Linked DNA regions of Mus musculus: region 2 is linked to region 1. The links are chromatin loops, found by intact Hi-C in ENCODE. Cell type or tissue: heart. All regions are shown on one strand.

What was found. A loop is a pair of places that touch in the nucleus more often than their neighbours do. Peaks named below come from ENCODE experiments on the same cell type or tissue, not always from the same donor. Only the 100,000 strongest peaks of a DNase experiment are listed, where the experiment ranks them.
Region 2: it touches region 1 in a loop (21-fold over the local background); 27 of 42 quality-filtered maps call a loop at or near these places.

What each region holds. Positions count from the first base shown.
Region 1 is chr4:3,733,831-3,741,830 of GRCm38, reverse strand. It overlaps Lyn (LYN proto-oncogene, Src family tyrosine kinase), which reads right to left. Exons shown (of 13, transcript NM_001111096.1): 2 at 2,970-3,106. The coding sequence starts at 3,101. Among named protein-coding and RNA genes, the nearest start is that of 6330407A03Rik, 23 kb to the right of the region's middle. In heart, no CTCF peak of the experiment used is centred here; no DNase peak of the experiment used is centred here.
Region 2 is chr4:3,514,066-3,522,065 of GRCm38, reverse strand. It overlaps LOC108168924 (a long non-coding RNA gene), which reads left to right and starts at 5,474. Exons shown (of 2, transcript XR_001784222.1): 1 at 5,474-5,682. In heart, no CTCF peak of the experiment used is centred here; no DNase peak of the experiment used is centred here.

The DNA of each region.
Region 1 (8,000 bases):
GTTAAACATTTGATCAGACCTGTCACTAACAGATAAACATAAGCTCAACCGAGTTAGGCTTTCTTGTCTGACAGTGACTCTGTCCAGGGCCAGGGATATCCCCCAGTTATGGCAGCAGCTGGATGCATCACACGAGGTACCTTATATTCTAAACCATTTCCACACAAGAGCACTGCTGGGGGTATATAAGGCCTGGTGACCTCTTCTAAGGAGGCCCTGCCTGGGCTCAGATTTTAATCCACCTTATCCCTCTGCTTCTCCTTGAGTGGCTACTAACACTTTGGTGAGTGTTTAATAAAACACGGCCAAAGTGGTTTATACTAAAATATAAATTTCTGCAGAAAGTGAGCCCCTGAAATCTCAAATTCACTGAGGGAAGGGACTGAAGGAGTGGGCAATCATGGATCCATACTAACATGCAAGACTTAAAGCAGTTGTATATTGCTGTTTTAGTCATTTACAGTTGCATAATTAAGAATGACATTCTATTTTATATGAATTAGAGGAGACAATTAGATAAGAAATTAAATAATTTTGAAAGCAGCAAGCTGATTTGCGAATACTAGAGAGATTAGTCTACAATGCAGCAAAGCACATTTTTATATGCGACCTGCTGGCTGGCTACGCTGGTCCTGAGATATGTGCCCTGAAGTTCTCCAGCCCATCTTAAAACACTTTTGTAAGACTAAAACACGTACATGTGGCCTTCAGGACATCACTCTAGCTCTCTCTTGAACAGTTGCACTTCACTTCCTTGTAGAGCCCTTTGTAGTCAACTGGGAGCATATATTCTTCACATGTGCAAAGGCTGAGAGTCTTGCTTATGGTCATAGGATGAGACCAAGCTAAGCAGCCCATGGAGAGCACCTATGGCCACAGGAGACCTAAACTATTTTTTTTTTTTTCTGGTGAGCATCAAGGAACTGAAAGATTTTAAATACACTCATTGTTGCTTTCCAATCTACTTGTAATCTTTTTTACACTGAATATTTGAGTTTTTTAAAATTAATCTCCTTTGCTTTCCTAAATAAATAACACCTGGAAAAAATAACAAAACAAAGAAACAAAACCCAACAAAACAAATCAAAATAAAAAACCAGATCCAAGCAAACAACAAAAAAAGCAAAACAAAACAAAAATTTTTTTTTAGGTTTTTAAAGTACATTAAAAAACTGCAGCATTTGCTACAAGAAATAAATAGAACTTTGAAGTCTATAAGAAAACTACCTTTTGCCTTTTCTTTACTCTTACATTTCCTTCCATTCATCACATTTGTTTAAGAATATAACTCTATATCCATATTTATATAAATTGCTTTTAAATTTTATATTGGTATGTATTCAGCATCACCAAATTACTAGTACTCTTAATAATCTTATTCACTTTGTGTTGATACATTTTCTTTACTTCTTTTTCAAATTCATTTGTATGAGATAGGCATTGTGCCTGCACAAATATCTGTGCACCATGTGTGTGCATGGTACAGACAGAGGCCAGAAGAGGTGTCAGATGCCCTGGAACAGGAGCTACAGATGGTTGTGATCTGACATGCGGGCACTGGAAATTGAAGTCAGGTCCTCTGGAAGAGCAGCCATTGCTCATAATCACAGTCATCTCTCCAACTCCTCTATGTTCAATTTTACATGATATATTGATAATGCATCTATACACAAGAACTATATAAAAGAACTTAATAGCACAGTGAAGTCATCAATCATCACTTCTCTTTAACTCTGACCTAGCAGTCTAAGCGATGATAGTTGATTCTGATAGGTTATAGCTAAGGGTGATGGACTAGCCAATAGCCTTTGTCAGCACTATACAATGACAATGTACTCTAAAATGCCAAGCCATTTAAAAGCATAGGGCAAACTGGAGAAACTGCAAATTCTGTTTTGTTTTTTGACACAGGGCCTTACTCTATAGCCTTCCTTGGCTGTCCTGGAACTTGCAATGTAAACCAGACTTGGCCTCAAACTCACACAGATCTGCCTGCCTCTGCTGCCAACTTGTGATTACAGGTGTATACCACCATGCCTGCCAAACTGATAATAAAGGCATTTGGGCTAAACTGGAATAGCTTGTTTTCAGTTTAAATGCCAAGACAGTCCATTAAAACTGGGTAATGGAGCTGGGCGGTGGTGGCACACACCTATAATCCCAGCACTTGGGAGGCAGAGGCAGGTGGATTTCTGAGTTTGAGGCCAGCCTGGTCTACAGAGTGAGTTCCAGGACAGCCAGAGAAACCCTGTCTCAGGAAAGAAAAAAAAAAAAAAAAGGAAAACTTGGTAAGAGGATGCATATAGACATCCTATGGGAAATTGCTTGCCAGGTTACAAGCTCCAAAGTAAAGCAGATTTGGTTATAGCTATCCTAAATTCTGAGTTCCCCTATGTCCCTAAGATTTGGCATCACTTCTTTTCCAAGTACAGCAGGTGGCACATCACTCATAAAGTTTCTAATGGGGACACCTGTATAAAGTGTTGAGGCAGAATCAGACATGCTTTCTCTTAACCTTTACTCCACTGTAACACATCATGATGTCTTTGTACTATTTTAAATCAGTTGAAGAAAAGGAGATAAAGAATAAATTGTAATACCCCAAAGACACACTAGCTAGCATATGTTTTAGATTCTGGTTTAAATCCAGAAAATCCTTTGTCCCCAGAACATCTATCCTGAGTCACAGAGGTCTGGGGTCTTTTCATTAGCAGCATTAAAGATACTTTTCTCTATACTTGAAAATGCAACTCAAGATTTACTTATCATCTAGTAAGTAGCCAGATTATCCCTAAAATCTCTACACATTTTTCAAGGATTAAGTTATAAAGCATATAAAATTATCTGGGGTCTCTGTAATCAATTTATATATGTGTATATATATATGGCATGCAAAGATTGGGGTTTAGGCTGCACAGCCATGCTCCGATCCTACTGTGGGATTTCTCCCCTGAGACTAGTCTACTTACTGGCCTTTGCTGTTTATTGGACGTTGGATCTCTCACATAAATAGTTCGGTCAGTATTACGTACTGGTTGAGTCTTCGAATCTACTTCATCGTCATTGAGATTGTCTTTCCTTTTTGATTTAATACATCCCATATTTCCTGTTGGAATAGAAAAGCAATGGCATTGTTTTTTAATCAATCAGAATTGGATGAAAGCCACTCAAATCTCTGTATTAAAGAAGAGCAAAAAGAATGTGCTTTTATTCATTGTTACACACTAGTTAATACTCTCAAAGGTGGATGCTGTTTGAAAGCAGGACATCTCGGTTGTTCATTTGCTCCTTGTTTCACTTATTTAAAATTCCTTCCTTTACATCAACCCAACACAATTCCTACTATAGAAAATGAGAATCGGCATTAGAGTATGGTCTGGCAAATCTATGACACAGGACATGAGTCCCAATAAAAGAAAGGACTTCTAATTCAGGCAAGAAGAGAAAGGGATGCTCCAGGAAGCTCCTGGAGTGATATGAGACAGATTTAAATCTGGTACCAAATCGGCAAAGAGGCTCTGAGAAGAGTTTTCAGATGCAGCCATTGTGACCCTGGATAATCTGGTCCCAAGAAGTAGTGCAAGAGGAGGTAGCCCTTTAGTTAAGGAGCAGGCAGGAAAGGCTGGGAGTCAGAGATGGAGAGAGAGGAACACGGTGAGTATGACAATATCAGTTTCGTTTGTGTTCCCTAAAGACAACTGGCACATCCTTTCTGGAGTGTGCAAGGGAGAGATAAAGGACTTGAGGCTTCACCAGCTGGAGTCTACTGCGTGGGGACTGGGAAACTACAAAATGGCGGCACCTTTGTCAAGACTGGAAATAAAAGAGACACAGGTCTGAGAGTAAAGTTGCTTGAAGGATAATTCAGATGATCCAGTGTGCTAGGATCCCTATTAAGATATCTGAGCCTGCAAACCAGAAAAGGTGGCTGAACTTAAGACACAGTGACATCACCTACAAGCCATGACTACAGCTAGAACTTAGAGGTGAGGTTTGTTTGCTCAGTGTTAACCCCCAACCTGAGACCTGATGCCCCCAAAGGAGTACAAGACTGTATAGAAACTAATTTGACTTGCTGTTTGAGAAAGTGCCCAAAATTATCTATATCTTACAATCTCAAAAAAACATTAAAAAGAGAAAAAAGGAGAGAGAGAGAGAAGTGCCTGTGGGTCGCAAACAGCCGCAGAATGGGTGGAGAGGGTGGAGATGGGAGCAAGAGGTGGAGACTTCACTGATATCTCAGGAACTTGGCTGCCAACTGGACCAATGCAGCAGGACTGAGCTCTGGGTGACTGGCTACCTTTGTTTAACCCCATTTCTCCAATCTGTTGGCTGGAGATCAGATGGAAGAGATTTTCCAGGATGTTAATTAACCCACTGTCTTCTGAGACCACCAGCTCACTGAATAATGTGTGCCTCATGATTCAAATCCTGGCCTCTGCTCCCTAGTTTCTTATGTGGCAGGCAGCAGGAGTGGAACCTGTGTAGCTCGGGACGTTGTCCTGCCCCTACAGGCTTTGGCTAGCTGTGGGGACTTGAGCCTTTACATCTCTTCAACAATCTGGGTGAGAAGTCTCAGAAGGACAGCCACTCCTTTCTCAAACTAGCAAAGTGGCAAGCAGTAGTTCTCAGAACAAAGGGGAAGTGAGCATTTTACTTCAAAACAGACTTTCTTCTTCTTTTCATAGCCTAAGTTTCTGAAATGGAGATTTTCTTGAGTTGATCTGTAAATAAGCATAATTTTGTTCCCCTGTCTATTCTTCACTTTACCCATTCCCAACATTGCTGTCCTACTGACCATGCCTTATGATGATGTCCTATACGTGGTGACAGGAAAGCCCTGTATCCCTGAGCATACAGAAGCTCCAGAGAGTGGGCTTCTCAGATCCCAACAGGACCCCCAGCCCTCCCACCCCTACTGCTAAGTTTGCCATGCTGCTCCTAACACCAAAACAGCACTGCTGCTCCAGGCGGGGTTCAAGACCCATTCTTCCTTTCCTTTCCTTCCTTCTCTCCTCCTCCTTTTTTTTTTTTTTTTTTTTTTTTTGCCAGGTTTTACTCTGTCTTCCAGGCTGGTGTGGAACTCACTCTATCCTCAAGGCTAGCCTTAAACTCACAGTGGCCTGCCATTTCTGGCTCCTGAAAGCTGGGATTACAGGTGAGCAGTCACACCCAGCTAAAGCCTGCAACTGAGAGAAGGCATAGGTGCACCACTGCAGATGGCAAGTTTTGTGCTGACAGACCGTGTGGATCTTTGCTGAGAAGAAGCATCAGAAGGGACGACAGGATGAAACCCTTCTTAGACTCTGCTTTCATGGGAGACAGCATGTGTGGTAAAAAACTCTAGACAGCCCTTTCCAAAACTGCAGTTTAGAAGCAGGGATGGTGGCTCACCTATAATCTCAAAGTTCAAAAGGCCAAGATAGAAAGATAGAGCCTGATCCACAGTGTGCAAATCTGTCTCATAAAAATTAATTATTAATTTTTTTTTACAAAAGTGTCTCTAGAATAGAATTAACACAACAGTTTGTAGAAAACATGGGAGGGGAAGAAGACAAATTAGGTGGGAGAAGTCTAAAATGTGTCCTGTTCTCAAATGCCTGGCCTGAACTTCTCTAGAGAAAAGAAGGCAGAACTACTCCATACTAAAGGGACTAGGGGGTGGGACATAGCTTAGTGTACCCGTGAGGGTCAGGGTTCCATCCTAGCCCTGCAGAAAGAGACTAGAACGACACAAGAACTGCATGTGGACCTTGACCAAATCCAGGGAGGGGACTGAGGGGATACAGTGTGCACAGCCAGAAAAGTCTGGGGGAAGTGTGTCGGTCCCAGAACAATCTTAGGAATGTCTCAGTTTTATAGATTTGATAAAGGTACCTTGGAAATGTAGGATGAGAGGCATGCAGGAGTAAAGGCTAAAGTCTTTGCAATTCCACATCCTTCCCCCACAGTGAGAGGGAGCTGGAGGAGAGAGATGGTATACAGATTCGTGAAAATGAGGACATCTTCAAAAGGACATGCCTTTCTTTTCTGTAGATTTGAAATTTTCAAACAGGTAAATTTGGTAGGTGGCTATTATAAACAGATATATAAAATTCATTGAGAATTTTTGGTTTTTTGTTTGTTTGTTTGTTTGTTTGTTTTCAGATGGTGCTGGTACACGCCTGTAATCCCAGGAGTCAGAAGCAGGTATAGAACCAGGCCAGCCTGGTCTGCAGAGCAAGTTCCAGCACAGCAAGGTTTACACACAGAAACCCTGTATCAAAAAGGGAAACAAGAAGATACAGAACAAAGTGTACTGATTTCAAAATGTTAAAAAATAAGTGGTTTGTCTGTGTGTGTGCACATGCACAGATGCTATAGGAATGCTTGCTGGTCGATGTTATTCCTGTGGCATGCTAAACAGTCTCACCACAGCCCAGTTTTCATTCCAGAAGGAAGCCACCAGAATTCTCTAACTGGACTGACACAGAGATATGGAGAACTCTTTCTGATATAACTTTATGACAAAGATTTGAGTTGGGCTCACAACTAGCAGGGGAACTCTATTCTTCAGGCAATTTGACCTGAGGAAGACCTGGAAAAGAAGTGATGTGTGCTGCCAGTGGAAGACAGACATAAAGTAGAAAGTGGATGAGTGCAGGGTGTCAGATTGTTATTTGCTTGTATTTTGTGATTTCCCCAGCCCATCATTCCCACAATTAACCCAAAACCAAATGTTCATTCTGCTTGGTGGATAGAAAGTGAAAAGAAAGACCAAAGACACCGCAGGGCCTGGACTGAGCCCGCAAGCACAGAGCTCGGGACTGGGCTCCTGCATACAAACCCAACCAGGTCCTGCAGCTCCTTGTGCTGTAGGAAAGAACCAGAAAACCCCCAAAGCAATCGATTCCTGCCAAAACCACCCTGGCTTTGTCACACAGCTCCCCAGAATCTGAGCAGTCCAAGCTGATTTGCACCTCTGACATATTTTACTAAATGTACAATGTGCTAGTGTTTCTTGTTTAATCCCTGAAGAAACTCACCGTCCTCAGCATTATGATGCTCCCTTTATAGAGACCAGAACTGGCTCTGGGAGAAGTTAAAGATTGGCAATTAGCTGCAGCAGGGGAGTGGTTCAGCAGGGCTTGCCCTCTGTATGACCTCAGGCTAGCCTCAGGCTGAGCACCCGTGTGCTTGCCATTTTCCCACATGATAACTGATTGAAATAGGTATTTTACTAAATCACGCAACACTATTTTAGTGTATGTTAATTACACTAAAATAGATCATTTTCATAGGCTGCCTCTAAAAATGTTATACAATGCTTCGCCATAAGGATCGATGAGATTGTTTGGCGGATCCTCAGAAAATTGGACATAGTACTACTGGTAGATCCAACAATACCTCTCCTGGGCATATACCCAGAAGATGTTCAACTGATAATAAGGACACATGCTCCACTATGTTCATAGCAGCCTTATTTATAATAGCCAGAAGCTGGAAAGAACTCAGGTGTCCCTCAACAGAGGAATGGATACAGAAAATGTGGTACATTTACACAATGGAGTACTACTCAGCAATTAAAAACAATGAATTTATGAAATTCTTGGACAAATGGATGTATCTGGAGGATATCATCCTGAGTGAGGTAACCCAATCACAAAAGAAGTCACTTGATATGCACTCACTGATAACTGGATATTATCCCAGAAACCTAGAATACCCAAGATACAACTTCCAAAACACAAGAAAATCAAGAAGGAAGACCAACTAGTAGTACTTCATTCCTACCTAGAATAGGCAATAAAACATCCATGGAAGGAGTTGCAGAGACAAAGTTTGGAGCTAAGACAAAAGGATGGACCATCCAGAGACTGCCCCACCCGGGGGTCCATCCAATAATCAGACACTATTGCATATGCTAGCAAGATTTTGCTGAAAGGACCCTGATATAGCTGTCTCCCGTGAGACTTCGCCAGTGCCTGGCAAATACAGAAGTGGATGCTCATAGTCATCTA
Region 2 (8,000 bases), 220 kb after region 1:
GCTCATGCTAGGCACTAAGTAGGAATTTTACTTAGTAATTAATATTTCCTGGAGAAGTACTACCTATCTTTAGCGGATAGGTAAAGCATTCAGAATTGCTTTTAAAAAACATACTCTTTTTATTACATTTTAAAAATTCTGTGTGCTTGCATGCTGCAGCATACATATAGAACTTCTCTCACCGTGTAGGTCCCAGAAGTGAAACTTTGACTGTCAGGCTTGGGGCAAGTACCTTTGCCTTCCGACCTTCTTTATGTAATTATTATATTTTCAAATTGCCATACAAAGTATACTTTTTTATAAGTATTCTTATCCATTCTCAATTTTAGTTAATACCCCCACTCCTCATGTAATTAATTTTAAATAAAGTGTCTGCATATTAAATGTGCCTCTATTTACCATTAGAAATGACATGAGGCAGACTTGCGTGTCATAGTACTTGCCTAAAATCCCAGCACTGGGGGACCTTAGGCAGGAGGATTGCAAGTTCAAGGCCAGCCTGGACTACATAGTATGTAGTGTAAAGTAAAAATGTATAATACCAAGAAGTAATGCACAGAGCATCATCTACCAGATTTAATTAGGTCCATTGAGTACAAACTTAGAATTCTTGCTAGGGACTCACAGTTTTCCTGAATAAGGCTTGTCCCTTTCCTCTCTCAGGGTGAGTCGAATTATCTCCTACGTGAGCATGCAGCTGGGCCAGATAAGTCACCTCTGGCAAAAGCAGGCACATTGTGTTTCCCTCTGTTCCCTGGCCTGACTCTCTCATTTCATTGTATTAATCTCATCGATTCTTTTTTTTATAGATATTTTCTTCATTTACATTTTAAATGCTATCCCAAAAGTCCCCTATACCCTCCCCACACCCTGCTCCCCTACCCCTCACTTTCAATTCTTGGCTCTGGCTTTCCCTTGTACTGGGGCATATAAAGTTTGCTAGACCAAGGGGCCTCTCTTCCCAATTTTGGCCAACTAGGCCATCTTCTGCTACATATGCAGCTAGAAACATGAGTTCTGGGGGGTACTGATTAGTTCATATTGTTCTTCCACCTATAGGGTTGCAGACCCCTTCAGCTCTTGGGTACTTTCTCTAGCTCCTACAATGGGGGCCCTGTGTTCTATCATATAGATGACTATGAGCATCCACTTCTGTATTTGCCAGGCACTGGCGAAGTCTCATGGTAGACAGCTATATCAGGGTCCTTTCAGCAAAATCTTGCTAGCATATGCAATAGTGTCTGCATTTGGTGGCTGATTATTGGATGGACCCCCAGGTGGGGCAGTCTCTGGATGGTCCATCCTTTTGTCTTAGCTCCAAACTTTGTCTGTGCAACTCCTTCCATGGATATTTTATTCCCTATTCTAGGTAGGAATGAAGTATCCACGAGTTGGTCTTCCTTCTTGATTTTCTTGTGTTTTGGAAATTGTATCTTGAGTATTCTAGGTTTCTGGGATAATATCCGGTTATCAGTGAGTGCATATCAAGTGACTTCTTTTGTGATTGGGTTACCTCACTCAGGATGATATCCTCCAGATACATCCATTTGTCCAAGAATTTCATAAATTCATTGTTTTTAATTGCTGAGTAGTACTCCATTGAGTAAATGTACCACATTTTCTGTATCCATTCCTCTGTTGAGGGATATCTGGGTTCTTTCCAGCTTCTGGCTATTATAAGTAGAGCTGCTATGAACATAGTGGAGCATGTGTCCTTATTATCAGTTGAACATCTTCTGGGTATATGCCCAGGAGAGGAATTGTTGGATCTACCAGTAGTACTATGTCCAATTTTCTGAGGAACCACCAAACACTCTCATCGATTCTTATGGCAAAGCATTGTATAACATTTTTAGAGGCAGCCTATGAAAATGATCTATTTTAGTGTAATTAACATACACTAAAACAGTGTTGTGTGATTTAGTAAAATACCTATTTAAATTAGTTATCATGTGGGAAAATGGCAAGCACACGGGTGCTCAGCCTGAGGCTAGCCTGAGGTCATGCAGAGGGCAAGCCCCACTGAACCACTCCCCTGCTGCAGCTAGTTGCCAATCTTTAACTTCTCCCAGAGCCAGTTCTGGTCTCTATAAAGGGAGCATCATAATGCTGAGGACGGTGAGTTTCTTCAGGGATTAAACAAGAAACACTAGCACATTATATGTTTAGTAAAATATGTCAGAGGTGCAAATCAGCTTGGACTGCTCAGATTCTGGGGAGCTGTGTGACAAAGCCAGGGTGGTTTTGGCAGGAATCGATTGCTTTGGGGGTTTTCTGGTTCTTTTCTACAGCACAAGGAGCTGCAGGACCTGGTTGGGTTTGTATGCAGGAGCCCAGTCCTGAGCTCTGTGCTTGCGGGCTCAGTCCAGGCCCTGCGGTGTCTTTGGTCTTTCTTTTCACTTTCTATCCACCAAGCAGAATGAACATTTGGTTTTGGGTTAATTGTGGGAAAGATGGGCTGGAGAAATCTTGCTGTGCTGGAACTTACTCTGCAGACCAGGCTGGCCTGGTTCTATACCTGCTTCTGACTCCTGGGATTACAGGCGTGTACCAGCAACATTTATGTATCTGTTTATAATAGCCACCTACCAAATTTACCTGTTTGAAAATTTCAAATCTACAGAAAAGAGAGAAAGGCATGTCCTTTTGAAGATGTCCTCATTTTCAGGAATCTGTATACCATCTCTCTCCTCCAGCTCCCTCTCACTGTGGGGGAAGGATCTGGAATTGCAAAGACGTTAGCCTTTACTCCTGCATGCCTCTCATCCTACATTTCCAAGGTACCTTTATCAAATCTATAAAACTGAGACATTCCTAAGATTGTTGGGACCGACACACTTCCCCCAGACTTTTCTGGCTGTGCACACTGTATCCCCTCAGTCCCCTCCCTGGATTTGGTCAAGGTCCACATGCAGTTCGTGTGTCATTCTAGTCTCTTTCTGCAGGGCTAGGATGGAACCCTGACCCTCACGGGTACACTAAGCTATGTCCCACCCCCTAGTCCCTTTAGTATGGAGTAGTTCTGCCTTCTTTTCTCTAGAGAAGTTCAGGCCAGTCATTTGAGAACAGGACACATTTTAGACTTCTCCCACCTAATCTGTCTTCTTCCCCTCCCATGTTTTCTACAAACTGTTGTCTTAATTCTACTCTAGAGACACTTGTAAAAAAATTAATAATTAATTTTTATGAGACAGATTTGAACACTGTGGATCAGGCTCTATCTTTCTATCTTGGCCTTTTGAACTTTGAGATTATAGGTGAGCCACCATCCCTGCTTCTAAACTGCAGTTTTGGAAAGGGTTGTCTAGAGTTTTTTACCACACATGCTGTCTCACATGAAAGCAGAGTCTAAGAAGGGTTTCATCCTGTCGTCCCTTCTGATGCTTCTTCTCAGCAAAGATCCACACGGTCTGTCAGCACAAAACTTGCCATCTGCAGTGGTGCACCTATGCCTTCTCTCAGTTGCAGGCTTTAGTTGGGTGTGACTGCTCACCTGTAATCCCAGCTTTCAGGAGCCAGAAATGGCAGGCCACTGTGAGTTTAAGGCTAGCCTTGAGGATAGAGTGAGTTCCACACCAGCCTGGAAGACAGAGTAAAACCTGGCAAAAAAATTTTTTTTTAAAGGAGGAGGAGGAGAGAAGGAAGGAAAGGAAAGGAAGAATGGGTCTTGAGCCCTGCCTGGAGCAGCAGTACTGTTTTGGTGTTAGGAGCAGCATGGCAAACTTAGCAGTAGGGGTGGGAGGGCTGGGGGTCCTGTTGGGGTCTGAGAAGCCCACTCTCTGGAGCTTCTGCATGCTCAGGGATACAGGGCTTTCCTGTCACCACGTATAGGACATCATCATAAGGCATGGTCAGTTGGACAGCAATGTTGGGAATGGGTAAAGTGAAGAACAGACTGGGGAACAAAATTATGCTTATTTACAGATCAACTCAAGAAAATCTCCATTTCAGAAACTTAGGCTATGAAAAGAAGAAGAAAGTCTGTTTTGAAGTAAAATGCTCACTTCCCCTTTGTTCTGAGAACTACTGCTTGCCACTTTGCTAGTTTGAGAAAGGAGTGGCTGTCCTTCTGAGACTTCTTACCCAGATTGTTGAAGAGATGAAAAGGCTCAAGTCCCCACAGCTAGCCAAAGCCTGTAGGGGCAGGACAACGTCCCGAGCTACACAGGTTCCACTCCTGCTGCCTGCCACATAAGAAACTAGGGAGCAGAGGCCAGGATTTGAATCATGAGGCACACATTATTCAGTGAGCTGGTGGTCTCAGAAGACAGTGGGTTAATTAACATCCTGGAAAATCTCTTCCATCTGAAGATCTCCAGCCAACAGATTGTAGAAATGGGGTTAAACAAAGGTAGCCAGTCACCCAGAGCTCAGTCCTGCTGCACTGGTCCAGTTGGCAGCCAAGTTCCTGAGATATCAGTGAAGTCTCCACCTCTTGTTCCCATCTCCACCCATTCTGCGGCTGTTTGCGACCCACAGGCACTTCTCTCTCTCTCTTTTTTTCTCTTTTAAATGTTTTTTTGAGATTGTAAGATATAGATAATTTTGGGCACTTTCTCAAACAGCAAGTCAAATTAGTTTCTATACACTCTTGTACTCCTTTGGGGGCATCAGGTCTCAGGTTGGGGGTTAAAACTGAGCAAACAAACCTCACCTCTAAGTTCTAGCTGTAGTCATGGCTTGTAGGTGATGTCACTGTGTCTTAAGTTCAGCCACCTTTTCTGGTTTGCAGGCTCAGATATCTTAATAGGGAGCCTAGCACACTGGATCATCTGAATTATCCTTCAAGCAACTTTACTCTCAGACCTGTGTCTCTTTTATTTCCAGTCTTGACAGAGGTGCCGCCATTTTGTAGTTTCCCAGGCCCCACACAGTAGACTCCAGCTGGTGAAGCCTCAAGTCCTTTATCTCTCCCTTGCACACTCCAGAAGGGATGTGCCAGTTGTCTTTAGGGAACACAAACGAAACTGATATTGTCATACTCACCGTGTTCCTCTCTCTCCATCTCTGACTCCCAGCCTTTCCTGCCTGCTCCTTCACTAAAGGGCTACCTCCTCTTGCACTAGTTCTTGGGACCAGATTATCCAGGGTCACAATGGCTGCATCTGAAAACTCTTCTCAGAGCCTCTTTGCCGATTTGGTACCAGATTTAAATCTGTCTCATCTCACTCCAGGAGCTTCCTGGAGCAGCCCTTTCTCTTCTTGCCTGAATTAGAAGTCTTTTCTTTTATTGGGACTCATGTCCTGTGTCATAGATTTGCCAGACCATACTCTAATGCCGATTCTCATTTTCTATAGTAGGAATTGTGTTGGGTTGTTGTAAAGGTGACACTCAGGAAGGAATTTTAAATAAGTGAAACAAGGAGCAAATGAACAACTGAGATATCCTACTTTCAAACAGCATCCACCTTTGAGAGTATTAACTAGTGTGTAACAATGAATAAAAGCACATTCTTTTTGCTCTTCTTTAACACAGAGATTTGAGTGGCTTTCATCCAATTCTGATTGATTAAAAAACAATGCCATTGCTTTTCTATTCCAACAGGAAATATGGGATGTATTAAATCAAAAAGGAAAGACAATCTCAATGATGATGAAGTAGATTCGAAGACTCAACCAGTAAGTAATACTGACCGAACTATTTATGTGAGAGATCCAACGTCCAATAAACAGCAAAGGCCAGTAAGTAGACTAGTCTCAGGGGAGAAATCCCACAGCAGGATCGGAGCATGGCTGTGCAGCCTAAACCCCAATCTTTGCATGCCATATATATATACACATATATAAATTGATTACAGAGACCCCCAGATAATTTTATATGCTTTATAACTTAATCCTTGAAAATGTGTAGAGATTTTAGGGATAATCTGGCTACTTACTAGATGATAAGTAGATCTTGAGTTGCATTTTCAAGTACAGAGAAAAGTATCTTTAATGCTGCTAATGAAAAGACCCCAGACCTGTGTGACTCAGGATAGATGTTCTGGGGACCAAGGATTTTCTGGATTTAAACCAGAATCTAAAACATATGCTAGCTAGTGTGTCTTTGGGGTATTACAATTTATTCTTTACCTCCTTTTCTTCAACTGATTTAAAATAGTACAAAGACATTATGATGTGTTACAGTGGAGTAAAGGTTAAGAGAAAGCATGTCTGATTCTGCCTCAACATTTTATACAGGTGTCTCCATTAGAAACTTTATGAGTGATGTGCCACCTGCTGTACTTGGAAAAGAAGTGATGCCAAATCTTAGGGACATAGGGGAACTCAGAACTTAGGATAGCTATAACCAAATCTGCTTTACTTTGGAGCTTGTAACCTGGCAAGCAATTTCCCATTGGATGTCTGTATGCATCCCCTTACCCAGTTTTCCTTTTTTTTTTTTTTCTTTCCTGAGACAGGGTTTCTCTGGCTGTCCTGGAACTCACTCTGTAGACCAGGCTGGCCTCAAACTCAGAAATCCACCTGCCTCTGCCTCCCAAGTGCTGGAATTATAGGCATGTGCCACCACCGCCCAGCTCCATTACCCAGTTTTAATGGACTGTCTTGGCATTTAAACTGAAAACAAGCTATTCAAGTTTAGCCCAAATGCCTTTATTATCAGTTTGGCAGGCATGGTGGTATACACCTGTAATCACAACAAGTTGGCAGCAGAGGCAGGCAGATCTGTGTGAGTTTGAGGTCAAGCCTGGTTTACATTGCAAGTTCCAGGACAGCCAAGGAAGGCTATAGAGTAAGGCCCTGTGTCAAAAAACAAAACAGAATTTGCAGTTTCTCCAGTTTGCCCTATGCTTTTAAATGGCTTGGCATTCTAGAGTACATTGTCATTGTGTAGTGCTGCCAAAGGCTATTGGCTAGTCCATCACCCTTAGCTATAACCTATCAGAACCAACTATCATCACTTAGACTGCTAGGTCAGAGTTAAAGAGACGTGATGATTGATGACTTCACTGTGCTATTAAGTTCTTTTATATAGTTCTTGTGTATAGATGCATTATCAATATATCATGTAAAATTGAACATAGAGGAGTTGGAGAGATGACTGTGATTATGAGCAATGGCTGCTCTTCCAGAGGACCTGACTTCAATTTCCAGTGCCCGCATGTCAGATCACAACCATCTGTAGCTCCTGTTCCAGGGCATCTGACACCTCTTCTGGCCTCTGTCTGTACCATGCACACACATGGAGCACAGATATTCGTGTAGGCACAATGCCTATCTTATACAAATGAATTTGAAAAAGAAGTATAGAAAATGTATCAACACAAAATGAATAAGATTATTAAGAGTACTAGTAATTTGGTGATGCTGAATACATACCAATATAAAATTTAAAAGCAATTTATATAAATATGGATATAGAGTTATATTCTTAAACAAATGTGATGAATGGAAGGAAATGTAAGAGTAAAGAAAAGGCAAAAGGTAGTTTTCTTGTAGACTTCAAAGTTCTATTTATTTCTTGTAGCAAATGCTGCAGTTTTTTAACGTACTTTAAAAACCTAAAAAATTTTTTTTGTTTTGTTTTGCTTTTTTTGTTGTTTGCTTGGATCTGGTTTTTTATTTTGATTTGATTTGTTTCATTGGTTTTTGTTTGTTTGTTTTGTTATTTTTTCCAGGTGTTATTTATTTAGGAAAGCAAAGGAGATCAGTTTAAAAAAAAAACTCAAATATTCAGTGTAAAAAAGATTACAAGTAGATTGGAAAGCAACAATGAGTGTATTTAAAATCTTTCAGTTCCTTGATGCTCACCAGAAAAAAAAATAGTTTAGGTCTCCTGTGGCCATAGGTGCTCTCCATGGGCTGCTTAGCTTGGCCTCATCCTATGACCATAAGCAAGACTCTCAGCCTTTGCACATGTGAAGAATATATGCTCCCAGTTGACTACAAAGGGCTCTACAAGGAAGTGAAGTGCAACTGTTCAAGAGAGAGCTAGAGTGATGTCCTGAAGGCCACATGTACGTGTTTTAGTCTTACAAAGGTGTTTTAAGATGTGCTGG